Linked DNA regions of Homo sapiens: region 2 is linked to region 1. The links are chromatin loops, found by intact Hi-C in ENCODE. Cell type or tissue: testis. All regions are shown on one strand.

Evidence for each region. A loop is a pair of places that touch in the nucleus more often than their neighbours do. Peaks named below come from ENCODE experiments on the same cell type or tissue, not always from the same donor. Only the 100,000 strongest peaks of a DNase experiment are listed, where the experiment ranks them.
Region 2: a loop joins it to region 1, with 4 times the contacts of the local background. A loop is called at or near these places in 16 of 110 quality-filtered maps.

What each region holds. Positions count from the first base shown.
Region 1 is chr22:36,632,049-36,640,048 of GRCh38, forward strand. All of the region lies in intron 1 of CACNG2 (calcium voltage-gated channel auxiliary subunit gamma 2), which reads right to left. Among named protein-coding and RNA genes, the nearest start is that of CACNG2, 68 kb to the right of the region's middle. In testis, no CTCF peak of the experiment used is centred here; a DNase peak (open chromatin) is centred at 3,643.
Region 2 is chr22:36,690,469-36,698,468 of GRCh38, forward strand. All of the region lies in intron 1 of CACNG2 (calcium voltage-gated channel auxiliary subunit gamma 2), which reads right to left. Among named protein-coding and RNA genes, the nearest start is that of CACNG2, 9.3 kb to the right of the region's middle. In testis, no CTCF peak of the experiment used is centred here; no DNase peak of the experiment used is centred here.

The DNA of each region.
Region 1 (8,000 bases):
CTGTGTGGTCATGTACAGGGGTGGACTATGATGGAACCTCTGTATTTACAACTCGAAAGGAGAGATGCTAATCATTAGAGTGATTCAGGCACTGTTCAAAGGGAAGCTGAATGACCTATTTTCTGACTTTTTTTTTTAAAAAAATGAGAATCCATTTTATGTCGGCTGCCCCAGATGGTCTCTCGAAGACATAGGCTGCTCTGAGGAAAGAAGAGGGGAGCTCTGCGGTCTGGCACACGGGAAGACCAAGTCCAGCTTTCACACGTAGGAGCTGCGTGATCCCCCTGGGCCTCATTTGTAAAAAGGAAAAAACAACTGACCTTCCCCCTGCCATCAAGTTGGTCCTGTGAATTAAATTGGGAAATTCATGTAAAGAAACTTTGCTATGCCCAGCTAATACTAGGAGATTCTCTCTCCTCTCCTCTCTCTCTCTCTCTCTCTCTCTCTCAATCCCTTTTCTCTTCCCCCTTCTCTCTCTCTCCCATTAGTATTTCATCTCCAGCATCCTCTCATGACTCATGATGTGGTTACCAGTGACCTCTGCTTGTCAGATCTGATGGTCAGTTATCTGTCCTCATCTTACTTGACCCATCAGTGGCATTTAATTGGTTGCTCACTCCCTCCTTGAACCCCTTTCTCACTTGCCTTCGGGCACCCCCTCGCTTGGTTCTCTTCCTACCTCACTGGCTACTCCTTCTCAGTCTCTTTGTGGATTCCTCCTCATCTTCTAGACCCCTAACTGGTGGAGTGCCCAGGTCTTCATCCTCAAACCTCTCTTCTCTAGCTATCCTTACCCTTCAAGCCTCCTTATCTCAGCCCAAGTGAAGCCCAGCATCCTTTTCCTGGGCTATAAGACCTTACCCAATCTATCCCCCTTCCCAATCTTCTTTGCCACCTCTCCTACAATTCACGTCTCCAGCTCACCCAATCTACTTGCTGTTTCTGGAAGACGCCAGCATATTCTCCCTTCAAGCCTCTTTGCTAACTGTTCTCTCTACCTAGAACCTCACTACCTCACTTCTTCAGGTCTTTGCTCAAATATCAGAGTGACCCTCCCTAGCCACTCTGTGTAACCTTACAACTTCCTATCAGATCATTCTGCATCCTTCTTACTTTATGTGTCTTCAAAGCACGCATCAACACCTAACTCATTTTATATTTATTTGTGCATCCACTCTTTCCCCCATCAGAATGCCAGCTCCATATCTTCAGATTCTATAACAGTGTTTGGCACTAAGGGGGTTCCCAATAACTATGTGTTGAATGAATGCATTCACGGAGGGTAACTGCTATTGTTCTTCCTAATGTCATTATTTTTCCCAATTTTAAGGTTCTAAGGTTTATGCTTGCAAAGCAAAGGTTAGAGCCAATGACTTCCCAAGATCCCTTTTGGTTTTCCAACCTCTGGATCCATAACACAGCAGATGTAAATTGCTTACATGGGAACGGATCCAAACAGAATTACTGATGCTCAAGGGCTTCAGGATCACCACACTCCTGGATGTCCTAGACTTCCTAAAAAGTCATTCTGAGCGATATGGTTAGACAGCTATTTAGACATGTCTGTTTTGGAGGCAGTTTGACCTATGGTGAGAATGTCAAATGAAACAAAAACATTCTGACATTTTAAGAGCTTAATTTACTCACGATAAAAGGCATAGCATCTGAATATGTCAAGTTTATAAGACGTGGGCTTTAGAACAGGAATATGTACCTCCGTACTGCAAGGGCATGCCTGTGAGTTGATTGACTTGTTAAAGCAGCAAGCCAGTAACACATTTGAAATAAATGGAGGATGCATCTGCAAAATACATCTGAAAGTCGGTTTCGGTGGATCTGTCGCTCTCACTGCAGTTTGGAATTGGGTTATACATGAAATTAAACAATTGCCAAGATGATTCAAATAGATGCAGCTCAGAGGCCACCCCAGAAGGAGAGGACCCCAGTGATGGTTGCCAATCAGTAGGATGTGGTGAAAAAAAGCATAGACTTTCAAGCCATACAGACTTGACAGTGAATTCTAATTCAGTTGTGTATAGGCTGAGTGACGTCAGGTAAGTTACTTAGCATCTCTGGGCTTTGCTTTCTATCTTCATGTGGCAGAGACTACTATGAACCACCTAAGGCTGTTTTCCCTATAGTCTAGCACTCTGCCTGACCACATTTCTCAAGCTTCCTTTTGGTTAGGTGTGACCACAGGCCTGGGATCTGACCAGTGGCTGTGATGAATGGGATGTATGTCACTTCTAAGCCTACCCATTACAGCCTCTCCTAGATGATCTGCCATGATTTTTCTCCTTCTAGTTTGAGGCAGGGGATCATGGTGACTTCAGAAGCTGTGTGTTGGAGACAGTGGAGCTGTAAGATTGAAAGGCATATGTCCCTGAATCAATACTTGGAGGAGAGCTGCCTGTTTTGGACTTAAAGTGAGTGAGAAATAAACTTCTATGAATCGAGCCACTGTGATCTGGGGGTTTATTTATTATATCAGATACCATTACCCTGATACCTTTGCAAAACACTGGTAAAATTTTTTTAGGAGGGTTGAAATAGACTTTGTTTTTTGGAGCTCCCAGGACAGGTCTGGTATATAGCAGGGGTTTAATAGATTAGCTCTTACTATCCTCTTGCTTAGTTAGTTATCTGCAATAATCATTACACATAGATCTTGTGCCAGGTTTTGCTAGGCTCTGAGGAGGACTCAAGAAGTATAAAACATAGTCCCAGATCTCAAGTTTATATAGTGGGGAAGACCATTATCTTTCATGTGTGTATATGTCCTAAAATATCAGGCTTCTGAAGGATAAGATTGGAGTGAATGTCTCTGGGATTAACCATGAGAATTCAGAGGAAGAAGGTCCCTTTGGTTGGCCTGGTTAGGGAAGACTTAATAAATCACCCAGATATTGGAAGAAAGAAGTTACACAGGCCATGATGAAAAATGGTCAATCAAGGCCAGGCGCAGTGGCTCACGCCTGTAATCCCAGCACTTTGGGAGGCCGAGGTGGGTGGATCACGAGGTCAGGAGATCAAGACCATCCTGGCTAACATGGTGAAACCCTGTCTCTACTAAAAATACAAAAAAATTAGCCAGGTGTGGTGGCAAGTGCCTGTAGTCCCAGCTATTTGGGAGGCTGAGGCAGGAGAATGGTGTGAACCCGGGAGGCGGAGCTTGCAGTGAGCTGAGATTGCGCCACTGCACTCCAGCCTGGGCAACAGAGCGAGACCCCGTCTCAAAAAAAAAAAAAAAAGAAAAATGGTCAATCAAAAAAGAATTTCTATTTTATTCTGGGGAGAATGAACATATATATTTATTCTCTTAGCAGGTATTCATTGCTAACCATGTTAGTAATGTCAGCTACTTAGAGAGTTAACCTAGAATATGGAAAAAAGCTACAAACGAGGACAAAGATGCTTGTTACTGGGCCACTTACCATGTCAAAAGACAGAAACAACCCAAACATCTAATAGTGGGAGAAGGCTTAAGTAAATTGTGGTACATCCCTTTGATGTCATCTGTCCCGAAGAAATCCCAGGAAACTGTAGCTTCAGTTACCACCCTCATATCAGTGACTCCCACATTTGTAACTCTGGCCCTGGTATCTTGAAACTCCCTACAGGGAGTTTCCCGTATCTCCAACTCCCTACATGTTGTTGCCACTTGGCTGTCTCCAAGGCACCTCAACCCAAGCTCATGATCCACTCCCTTCTCCATGTCGCTCACCTCCCATCCCTCCAATGTGGTCTTTTCCCAGCATCTCTTGCTCACCACGTCCAGTTGTGAGAGTCAGGATTCTGGGAGTCATCCTGGATATTTCCCTTTCACTCATCCTCACATCCAATCCGTTAGGTCCTAAAAAATTTTGAAATCCATCCTCTTCTCTTTGTCTCTGCTGCTGCCTTCCTGGCCTAAGCCACTAACTCCTTGCATCTCGTTCTGTGGTATAGCTTCGCAACTGGGCTTTTTCTGCATACCTCTGAGGCTTTTCTCCAGGCAGTTCGAGATCAAATCTGATCATTTCACTCCTGCCGTTTCTCACCCTCAAAACTCTTCAATGACTTCCCACAGCTTTTAGAATAAAAACCAACATTCTTAACATGGCCCACTGAGTACCTGATTGTCTGAGCCTTGCCTCTCTCTCCATCTTCATCCCATTCTATCCCTTTCCACCTCCTTCTCCATAATCCAGCCCCGGGATGTTGCATAAGCTGTTCCCTCTGCTCAGAATGCACTTTACAAGCCCGTTCCTTCCCCAACCCCCAAATGCGCCAGTGCCAGCTTCACACCTACATGCCATCCGTTTCTCATAGACTCAACCACCTCAAGGAAGCCCTCCTTGATGTTGCGCCTAGATCAGGTTCCCCCGGGACCAGCTTCTGTGGCATACACACAACCTGGACAGGGGGAAAGATGGCTCAGGAGTGTTCTAGATGGTGAGGCAACAGATGTTAAGAAATTGTCCCTGATAATGCAGAGTGGATATTTTACCTTTAAACAACTGAGCCATTGAACTGTACATCATAGATCTGATATTGAATTTGAATCAGGACTAGCCATGCATGCCAAAAATGTTTACTCTGTGCCAGACACTGTGCTATTTACCGTACCCCCGTGGAACTTCTCGTTTATTTAACAAGTCTCAGAAATCTGAGTGTCAGGAAAGCAAATCTGTATTCAAGGAGTTCCCATGAATGTCTTCTATTTCCTTGAGAAAGACATTTAATTTTCTGAATCTCAGTTGCAATCACAATCCTTACCGACTGCCCTGTGGCGGTGTAGGCAGGCATTCACGTGGCTAAAATACTTGGAAATCTCAGGCCTTGCTTGTAATGCAGAGAAGAAGCTGGGCTTTGAATCTGACCAGTTAAAAGTGTGGCATTCCCAAGATCCATACTTGATCCCTCCAGAGGACTTGTGTTATTAAACCAGAGAGCAGAGCAGGTTCTGGCTGGCAAGGACCCAGGGATTAACGTCCAGGGCGTTAACATCATAATTGGGCCAGCCTTGAAGGCAGCAACATCTGCTGTGTGAGGCTCTGGTGCCAGAGCCCATGTTGCACCTCCTGGCTGGCTAGGGCCTTTGTCTTGGGAAGTGGCCTGGGTGGCCTTAAGACTGCATTTACTTAGCACATGCTCAATAGCTACTGTCAGGTGGTGAAAAGCTCTCATTAGGGCCAAGAAATTGACTTGTGTCCTGGGCTTCTCAGAAAAACAATGGGGACCCATGGGAGAGGCTTTGTGCCTGAAGGTGCCCAGGGACTGGTAATTGAGTTACTGTTCAAGTGATGAGAGACTGTGGCCACTGACGAGTATTAGTGGAACAAGGTTGGCAGGCTGTTGCAAGCCTTCCTAGCAAGGCCAGCCTGCATTTTCTCTTTGGCATGGAGTATATGGGGATTCATTTTCTTTAAAAATGTTTACGTAGGCAGTAGAGCCCAGTGATCAGGGGGGCAGCTTGGAAGTCGGGCTCTCGGTATCTGGAGACGGCAAAGGGAGGTTGGGTTGTTTGGAGAGGCTCACCGCACTCCACACTGTCATATGCATCATCTCATTCAATGACAATCGTCCTGGGGAGGCTGATTCTCTTATTTTCCAGTTGAAGAAACCAAGGCTTCAAGAGGTCGGTGAGCTGCCTAAAACCACACAGCCATGGAAGATAGGTGACGGATTAGAATCTTGTCTGTTTCCTGGCCAGGTGCGGTGGCTCACGCCTGTAATCCCAGGACTTTGGGATGCCAAGGCAGGCAGATCACTTGAGATCAGGGGTTGGAGACCAGCCCCTGGCCAACATGGTGAAACTCTGTCTCTACTAAAAATATAAAAATTAGTGGGGCATGGTGGCAGACACCTGTAGTCCCAGCTACTCAGGAGGCTGAGGCAGGAGAATGGCTTGAAGCTGGGAGGTGGAGGTTGCAGTGAGCCAAGATCGTGCCACTGTACTCCAGCCTGGGCAACAGAGTGAGAATCCATCTCAAAAAAAAAAAAAGAATCTTGTCTGTTTCTGAAGTCCATACTGCCTTTACTCCTCTGTGGGTTCATGTGTGGACCTGTCTGAGTTATGTCAATATCATTGGTGGTCCATTTCCTGCTTCCAAAGGGATCTCGCACCCACCCATTTCTCATCACTGCCTATGGCCCAGGCGACTCCCATTGGGATGATTGCACTGGCCAGTCTTTCTGCCTGTTTCTTGCTTCCTTCTCTGCTCGCATTGCCCACAGAACAGGAGCAGATTGACGCAGGTCCCTTCCCTGCTTCACACCCTTCAGAGGCTTCCCATGGCCCTTTGGCTGGAATCCAGGACACTTATTGAGGGCACGAGGGACTGCATCTTCTAGTTCTGCCTGTGTCTCTACCTCTGTCTGCTTCCATTGCCCCTGCTCTTTGCTTTGTCCATGCTGAGCTTCTGGTACTTTCTGGAAGGCTCTAAGCTCTTAGTCTTGCACTGGTGCCTTTGCATATGCCATTCCTTCTGCCTGGAACACTCTCCCCCAGTTTTTCTCTGGATGACTTCCATTCAACCTTAAGTATTTCTCACTTGGAGAGAGTTCTTGGCCCCCTCTGTCTAACCACACTCCTCTCTTTAGTACCCTGCACTCTTTACTTCACTTTTTAATAATTTGCAAATACATTTCCATTTGTGATATTGTTGACTGTTTTTAGTTTTTCTCCTCCTCTATTTTATGCGCTCTTGAAGGTTAAGGACCAGGACAGTTCTGCTTCCCACGATATCCCCAGCGTTTCACACACAGTACATTTCCAATAAGCACTTTTTATATTGAATAAAAAAATGGTTCTCAAGAACTGTTAGCATTGTCTCTGCAAATGTAAGTGCATGTGAGCATATTTATAGACTCCTGTTCATTATAACTCAGTTTTCATCCATTTATTCATTCATGAGTCATTCCCATCAATATTTACTAAGCACCAACTGGGTGCTGAAGATGCAAAAGTGACTGAGAAAATGTGCCAGCCATTCCCTAACTCAGCCGGCGGAGGGGTAGATATGTAAGGGCCAAGGCCTGAGCTTCTGAGGCAGGTGTTCCAGGTTGGATCGTGGATCCTCCAGTTACTCGTCTGTGTGACCTCGGGAAAGTCACTTCACTTCACTTCTCTGAGCTCTAGATGTCTCCTCTATCAAGTGGAGCCAACAACACCCATCTTGTGGGGCTGTTTTGATATGAAATTGAAATAAAAAGTACGTAAAAACTAAGTTCAATAAAGAGATCTTGTTGTTGTTTATGATGATTACTCAAAAGGGGCATAAAGGGAAGTTAGGTCAGTTCTTCCTAAGAAGTGGTAGGTATTAGGGAAGGTCTTATAACTGAGTGCCACAGAGGCATCTGGACAGGAGGGGAAAGCGTTTTGGGTAGAGGGAAGTGTGAGAGCAAAGAGGGACTTATGTGGGTCTGGGATTGTAGTATTTTGTGAATTTGTGTCCTCCATTTCTCTCTCTCCCTTCAGGGGCACACAGCACCCTCTCTTCTTCCCAGAATGGTACAGTTTGTCTTTTGGGAACCCAACCTCCTCTGTCCACTCCTCCTCCCTGTGTCATCTCTGTTTGTATCCTTGTCCTCTCCATGTAAGCCTGTTCCTCTGGTTACCCCTTTCCCCTCAAAACTGGGAAGGATGAAGGGTTGGGAACATCTCAGTCATCCATCAAATGAAATTGGGAGTTGGCAGCTGTGGTTTCATTAATGACTGCTCAACCCTTCTCTCCCCACATCTGGAAGGCTTGTGCCCAAGGATGGATGAGCCAGTGATACACAGTGAGAGAGGTACTGGCTCCCTAGAGACAGATGGGAACCCTGAGGCCCTGTCATCTGTCTTCTACCCTGGGCAGGAAGCCCCCATCAACACTTTTTGAGGAGGGGCCATTTAGCCCCCACAGGGACACTCTCCAGTGTCTCCCGAGTTCCTGTCAATGGGAGTCAGTTTCAGTGTGTATCAGCAGCATGAGCCTCAGTCTCCAAGTCCGAAATTCAGCACCACATCAAAAGTG
Region 2 (8,000 bases), 58 kb after region 1:
AGCGTCATAAATAATAAACACACCACTGGTAATGACAGCACCCGACATTTGTCAAGTGCTCACTGTGTGCCGGCACCTCGGTAAGCACTCTACGTGGAGCATCCCACCAAAATTTCACAAGCAATTCAGGAGGGAGACAAAATGATTATCCCCATTTTACACGTGAAAAATAGACTTAGGCTATATTTCTTGTCCAAGGGAACATAGCTCATAAGTGACAGGGGTGGGATTTGAACCCAGGCTGTCAGATGTGAGCTGACATGAACTCCAGGCCTCACTGGGAAAGAATGCATCCTGATGATGATGATGATGATGACGATGATGGGAAAAATCTGAGATTAAATAGGCATCCTAATCCCAGATGTCAAGCTTTGTGCTATGTCTTTTTTCTATATTCACTCACTCATTCATTCAACAAACATTGAGCAATCTCACCGTATAATCATTGCTTTGTGATGGGGCCTCTGCCCAATCTCATCCCTCATTACTAACACCTTCCCCTATCTCCTCTCCCATACCTTGTTCTCCCGCAATAGTATAAACCTCAAGTGGTCCCCTAAACACTTCATGCTTGTTCACACCTCTTCCTAGGACAGCACCTGGCAATGGTAGTAACTTGGTAAATTTTGTTGAAGAAATAGATGAGGGAACTCATGATCTAGAGGAAGACACAGGAATGGAAACAAGCAACATAAAAGATATTAGATGCTGGGATCTGGAGGAAGCAGACCCCAGGTGGGAGGGAGCAGGGTGGGAGGCAGCAGAGAGAGGTGACAACTTCACTAAGTCCTGGAGACAAAGTAGGATGTGGCTGGGAAAGGGGCCTTTGGGCAGAAGGCAGGGGGAGAGGGAGTATCTGTATTCACTTCCGCACCTTCACAAACTGCAAGGAGACTGATGTCCTTGCATTTTGAGGGAACTTCTGTTTTCAAAGCAGTGAGGAAATCTGGCAGTCCCTTCACTATTCCCCCACCCTGCCCTGGATAAGCTCAAAATGCTGAAGACTTCATCATGCAAGGGAGTACAAACAGCATTTCTGTTCAGCATTGCCCTCAACATCTGAAAGAAGTTTATTTATAGACTTGGGAGCCAAGAGAAAATGGAAGATATAATTAGTGTCATAGAAGGCTGTACACAGGTTTTGGGGTTGGACAGGCTTGGGTTGGAATCCCAGCTCTGCCATTTGCTGTGTGACCTGGGGCAAGTTACTTAACATCTCTGAGCCTCTTAAGATGGAGTTAATGGGTATCACAGCACATATCTTCAGAATTGTGAAGATTAAATAAGAGCCTCTGGAGAGCATCTAAAACAGTGCTTAGCACAAAGGAAACACTCAACGAATGACTACCTATTATTATTATTGTTACTATTAGTATTGAAGTGATGGCAGAACCGTTGTTTTTCAGGATTACCTACTCTGCAAACATGGTGGAGGAAAATGGAGACAAGAGCTATCAACACTAGCGAAAATTCAGGAAGGAGAAAGGATAACATGTATCCCTTATCAGAGATAGAGAGATCCAGGTTGGGGGAAAATATGATAGAAAAAAGTGCATACATCCTTTAAGCAGAGAAAATGAGACAGGAGAGCCATGGGGCAAAACTGGGATAAGAATTGGTCTAGGGGTCAGCAGTGGCTGGTCTCCAGTGAGTTTTGCCTGGTGCAAGGTCAGAGAGGCTGGCACTGGGGCATTGAAGTTGCATGATGGAGGGGGTGGCAAGACAACGGGTGGATTCTTCCTACAACGAGGCTCCAGCAACCATGCACCTGGGATCTTGTACCTGATCCCTGGCATGCTTGTTAGCCGAAGGAAGGCTACCCAAGGTCAAAGAAGTTCAGGAGAGAGTGAATGAATATAGTGTCAGTAAGGAAGTGGGACGGCACTCCGCAAAGGCAAACCCAGGGTTGCTAAGTCAGTGCCTCTGGGCCCGGCAGTAACTAACAAGGATTGCAATGGAGAGAAAAGATGACTGCTTCCCAGCAGGCAGTGACTTATCAGCTTTTATGGCAAAGCTGGGGCCCAGGAGGCACCACAGAGGACCTCCCAGGTTGCAGGGGAAACACCTGCTTGTTACCAAGCGTTTTTCAGCATGTGGTTTCAGCCAAGCTTAGGAGAAAAGACTGGTCAATGGATGCCTGGAGTTTTTGTTTAAAAGCCCATCTCCTTCACTAGGTGGGCAACTCCCAGAGGCCAGGCCCCATCTCTTTATTTGTTCATTTGACACCTAGCTCCCAAGCACTTTCTTAGTGCCAGAAATTAGACAAGACTTTGGGGAGATGGTGATGGACAAGGCAGACATGGTCCCTGCCCTCATGGGGCTTCCAGTCTTACAGGGGAACTCAGGTCAGAAACATGCATGTGCTAAAAAAATAAAAATACAAAGTTAAAAAAGAAGCCAGGCGCAGTGGCTCATGCCTATAATCCCAGCACTTTGGAAGGCCGAGGTGGGTGGATCACCTGAGGTCAGGAGTCCAAGACCAGCCTGGCCAACATGGCAAAACCCCGTCTCTACTAAAAATACAAAAATTAGATAAGCATGGTGGTGTGCGCCTGTAATCCCAGCTACTCGGGAGGCTGAGGCATAAGAATTGCTTTAACCCAGCAGACGGAGGCTGCAGTGAGCCAAGATTGCACCACTGCACTCCAGCCTGGGGAACAGAGCGAGACTCTGTCTAAAAAAAAGAAAAAAGGGGACAGGACTTGGGGGGCTACTGTAGACAGGGTGGTCAGGAAGCCTCCTTGAGAAGGTGATATTTGAATAGAGACTTTCTGTAGCCACATATTTGTAATGGGAGGGACTAGCACATAGTATGTGTTCAGTCATGCTTGTTATGCTGGGAAGTGAGAAGAGAAGGGGAGACTGGACGTCCCTCTATTGTACATCACTTACAATCTCCCTTCTCCCCTTTACTCTCTGTTTACTATGACTAACTTAGTGCAAGTCACCTGGTCACTGCAACCACCTTCTCACCTGCTCAGCAAGTCTCATCAGCCCTGACCCACTCCTCATCCCATCCATTAAGCCCTCAACAACCAGTGACCTAGACAGTGGAAAAGCCAGTTGTGATGATCCTACCTGGCTTCCTACCTTTCTGGGCTTCCCTTTTCTTTCATGCTGAAACACAAATGTCTCTGTGAGGCATTTCTGTGCCTTTGGGGTCACATCTGTGCTGCCTTCCAGCCTCACCCCTTTCTGCTTTCTACCTTCCATGGGACCATTGGCATTGCCAATGCCCAACATATGGGCATCTGTTTCTGCACATGCTGTTCCTGCTGTCTGAAGTGCTCTTTCTTTCCTTAGCTTGCTCACCCATACTCTGCATCCTTGAGAACTCAGTCCTCCCTGGCATCCCTTCCTCCCCAATCCCTGTGCTCCCAGAATCCCCTGTGCGTACATTTCATGCTGTGCAGTTATCATTGTCTGTTCACTGGGGTATCTCCTCTACTAGACTGAATTCCTTGAGGGCACAGATTGAGTCTTTCAACTCTATCCTAGAGTCCCACACAGTACCTGGCAAATACTCGGGAACAGTTGTTGGAAAAGAGCAACCATCACCCTTTTCCTCCTCAAGCAAGTTGCTGGTAAGGCCACATTCTGCTCTATGCTGCTTCCTGAGTCACGGGGCAGGCACCAGCTGCATGCTGGAGAAATCCTCTGGGCTTTCTTAGCACCCTGCCTACGTTTCTCCCTGCAGCAAGATAGCTGACCGTCTTCTTTTGATTCTAAGGCTCGTATTTTAAGTTGCAAGATTTTTGAAATTAGAGTGTATTTTATAATTAATGTGGAACATTAAATTTGTCCCCCTCTCCCCTGAAGGCTGTTTTTGGTAGACAGGTCATTTTACAATTAGCGGTGTCTTAGAACTGAGAGAATATGGAACTGGGAGAATAAAGCCTTTTATGTACCCAGGAGAAAGGACTGGGGGCTGGCTAGGCCATCGCAGCTCACCAGCAATCCCACAGCTAGTGACATGCATTTCCTGGCATTGGGGAGCACAGTTAACATCTCTTATTCCTATTTTCAAAAAATCTGGTGTTATAACTGAGCCTCATTCAAATTGCAGCTGAAATCCTCGATAATTCTAACTGATTGTAAAATATGCCAAGAATCTCTCTGAATTTGTGGGAGGGTAATAAGGAGAGGTGGCACTAGGGTATGGGGCTGTCTCAAATGTTTAGGATGAAACAGAGCCATTTTGCAAGATTCTTATTCTTTAGGGTCCCCTGCTAGGACTCCCCTGGAGGGTCTTGGAAGCAGGCTTAGGAACTTGTTCACCACTGCCTGCCTAGGTTTCACAAAGGGTGGGCACCCACTGTCAACACATTTTTAAATTTTGTTGATTGAAAGTTATTTGAGTCTATTTCTACCCTTCTCTGAACTGTCATGGGTAGCTGAGAAGCCTAAGAAACCACTGTATTCAGATCGGCGTGGAAGCAAAAGCAGCATGGCAAAGCAGGAAAAGAGCCAGGCACAGAGGCTCACTCCTGTACTCCCAGCACTTTGGGAGGCTCAGGTCAGAGGATCACTGGAGGTCAGGAGTTCGAGACCAGCCTGGCAAACATAGTGACACCTCATCTCTACAAGAAACTTAAAAATGAGCCCGGTGTGGTGGTTTGCGCCTGTCTTCTCAGCTACTTCAAAGACTGGGGCGGGAGGATCACTCGAGCCCTCGAGTTCAAGGCTGCAGTGAGCTATGATCATGCCACTGCACTTTAGCCTGGGTGAAAGAGTGAGACTCTGTCTCTTAAAAAAAGAAAGAAAGAAAGGAAGGAAAAAAAGGAAACAGCTGCTCTAATCCTTACAACAACTATAAAGGCAGGTATTTTTATCCCCATTCTGTAGGTGAGTATAAGTCACAGAGACAGAATTGACTAACCCAAGGTCACACAGCTTATAAGCAAGAAGCCAAAAAACATAACAGAACAGTACCCTTTAACAAGACTAACAAAGCCCTTTGGGTCCTGACCACTTCCACTTGCCCCTCCCACCCCATCCAGCATCACCACCCTGCCACTCCCCCACCCCCACCCCTCTCAGTTTCCTATCCACCCTGGCCTTCTCTTGGTACTTGTCTCATTCCTTCCTTGCCTATCTCTGGACATGCTGCCCTCCGATCTGGAATGTCCTTTCTTCCTCTCTTCACCTGGATTAACTCCTATTCATCCTTCAGGTCTTCACTCCCATCTCACCTCCTCAGGGAAGCCTTCCCTGGTTAGCTAGAATCCCAGTATTATGAGCTCACGTCTCATGCATCTCCTGTGAATAGCACTTATCAGAGCTGTAATTTATATACATGTGAGATTATGTGAATTGGGATTCAAATAATGTGAATCGGGGTTCAACAAGGGCAGTGACCCTGAAGGACGCTGCTTCCTATGATGTTCTCACCTCATGGCCTAGTGCTTGGCGCTTTACAGGGGCTCATGAAAGATTTCACCAATAAAATAAATGAGTGAAGGAATTGTCCCATCTATGGCTGCGAACTAACCTGGAAACGTACAATGCCTATTGCGTTTGAATATGGGTTTTTGACCAAAATACTTATATTTGAGGTTAAAAGGAGACATTGCATTTTGATGAAATATTTCTTGCATTATCAGTCTGGATTTATATCTTCTCCTCCCCTCAACCTGAAAGCGAACACTCAAGGGAAGCTCTCCCCCAGGATCTGTGACAGACACTTTAGATGGTGTGGAGGGAGGAATGTGTGGCCAGGATCTATTTAGAGGACTTGCACCCCCGGCGCTTTCTTCTCAGGCATTTGTTTTCTCTCCAAGCACTTTTTGTTTCCATTATCTTTTTTACTATTGTCCTTTATGCGTTCAGTCTCTCTTCCTCTCTCTCTTTCTCTCCATCTCTCTCTCCCTCCTTCCATCCCTCCCTCTTTTCTCTCACTCCTTCCTCTGTATTGAGTTCATTATTTATTTTTTAGAATGTTAAAAAAATTAATGCTTTGGCCACCACAGCTCACCATGCAGGAAGAATAATCCTTCGGCAGTGTGAAGGGACCACCCTTTCTGAACACCCACACTGTAGCAGGCAGTAGTCATGGGTTCATTCATTAACAAGGTAGATTGACTTCTTGCACTGTCATGATTGCTGTGGGCACAGCAGTGAGCAGAACAGATGAAAATCCCTGCCCTCATGGAGCTGACAGTCTAGTGGTGAGAGACAGACACCACATATAATGAGTGGAGGACAGAGCGTGCTACAAGGTGGTAAGTACTCTGTAAAAATAAAACAGCAAAGGGGGATGGATGAGGAGTGCAGGTGGAGGTTGTTGATTGCAATTTCAAATAAGGTGATCTGAGAAAAGGGAGGACAGACATCCATTCATTTAATCCCTAAGCCAGCAACTGCCCTTCGAGGAGGAGATTATGCCTCCTTTTTTTCCAGATAAGGAAGCTGAGGGTTAGAGGGGTTGAGTAACTTGCCCCAGATCACACAAGGCTGCAGTGCAGGAAGTGAACCCAGGTCTGTGTGGCATCAATTCTTTCAACGAGACCACAAAAACTTCATCTGAAAACTTCTGTGAGTTACGTAGGATGTAAATTTGCTATTTTCTGAAAATGCTTGAAAACATAAACCCATGGATCATTTACACTGGGGACAGCTCCAAAATGAAAGGACAAAATAGAGGCACATGGTGAGTTTGGCCTGAAGTTCAGCATTAGAAATTGACTGCTGCATTTCCTTAGACTCAGCTACTCAGCTCACAGGGGGCGTGGACCAGGGCACAGTCGTCGTCACCCTGAAAGGTGCAAAGCAGCTCAAGATGGCAGCTAGGAGGGAGGGGTATGCAGGGGAGTCACTGGGTTGGAACTCAGGCTTCTTGAGATGCTCAGGTTGAGTGCTCAGTGAGGGATGCTCAACAAGACACAGACCAGATGTAACAGTGCTTATTAGTGGATATAAGCGGGAGGCCACCGTGGCTTGGGTCTACTGCCCAGAGCACTCTGGAGGCTTGCAGAGGGCACATGATAGGGGGACAATGTAGCCCGATGAGTCATAAGGGGCCTGGATTCAAGTTCTGGCTCTGCCACTGCCTGCCATGTGACTTTGGTGTGTTGTTCATTCCTGTGTGCCTCATTCAGCTCACCTGGAAAGAGGAAGCAAGGGCAGGGAGTGTGGTGTGAACTGACCAGGACTCCAGGTAGAGGAGCCGGGTTTGGCTAACACGGTGAGAATGGCTAGGAATGCAAGGCCTGGCTGTATGGAAAAGCTGCTGGTTAGAACCCAAGCCTGAGGGAAAGTTGTCAGGGTTCTTTGAATTGGATGGGAGGTTTGTGAAAGAGTAGAAGGTTCTGCTGGAGCTAAACAGGGGTGGGCCATTCTAAGGCCTGCTCTCTGCTCAGAGGTGTCTGTTCTGGGGAATATTAAGATCACAGTGAACTTTGGTATACTTTAGAAGCAGAAAAGGGAAGAAAATCAATTGGATATTTTTTTTCTTTCCTATAGAGGCTGTGTGCATGGATCATTTTTCTTTACCTTTCCTTGAATAATTTGCCTTCACTGTAGCCAATTAGGAGCTGTGCAGCCTCAATGACTGACTCCTTTTGAATTCACTTATCTTATAATAGTGGATTCATGACTCATTATTATTCTTATAAAAAAAGAAGTTCCAGGAAGAACAAACAAATCATTCTGACTTCCGCACCCCCTTCTCTCCCTCTCTCCTTTCTCTCCCTCTCTTCTTCGCCCTCTCTCCCCACTCTCCTCCCTCTTTCTCTCTCTCTCGATCACTTGGTTGTCACATATCCTCATGATGTTTGCATTCATCTCAGTAATTTTAAGAATTTCTGCATCAATCCATTGATAAATATTTCTTATGCGCTTCCTGTGTGCAAAGTACCTAAAGAAAGTCAAATTATCTTGGGAATTATGGAGCAATACTTGCACAGTGTGAAGGCCTGTTAGTACCTTCCAGATTCAGCCCACCCATGCTAGAAGGCAAGCGTGTCTGGGAAAGGCTATTGGCTTTCCTAAAATAAAAGATG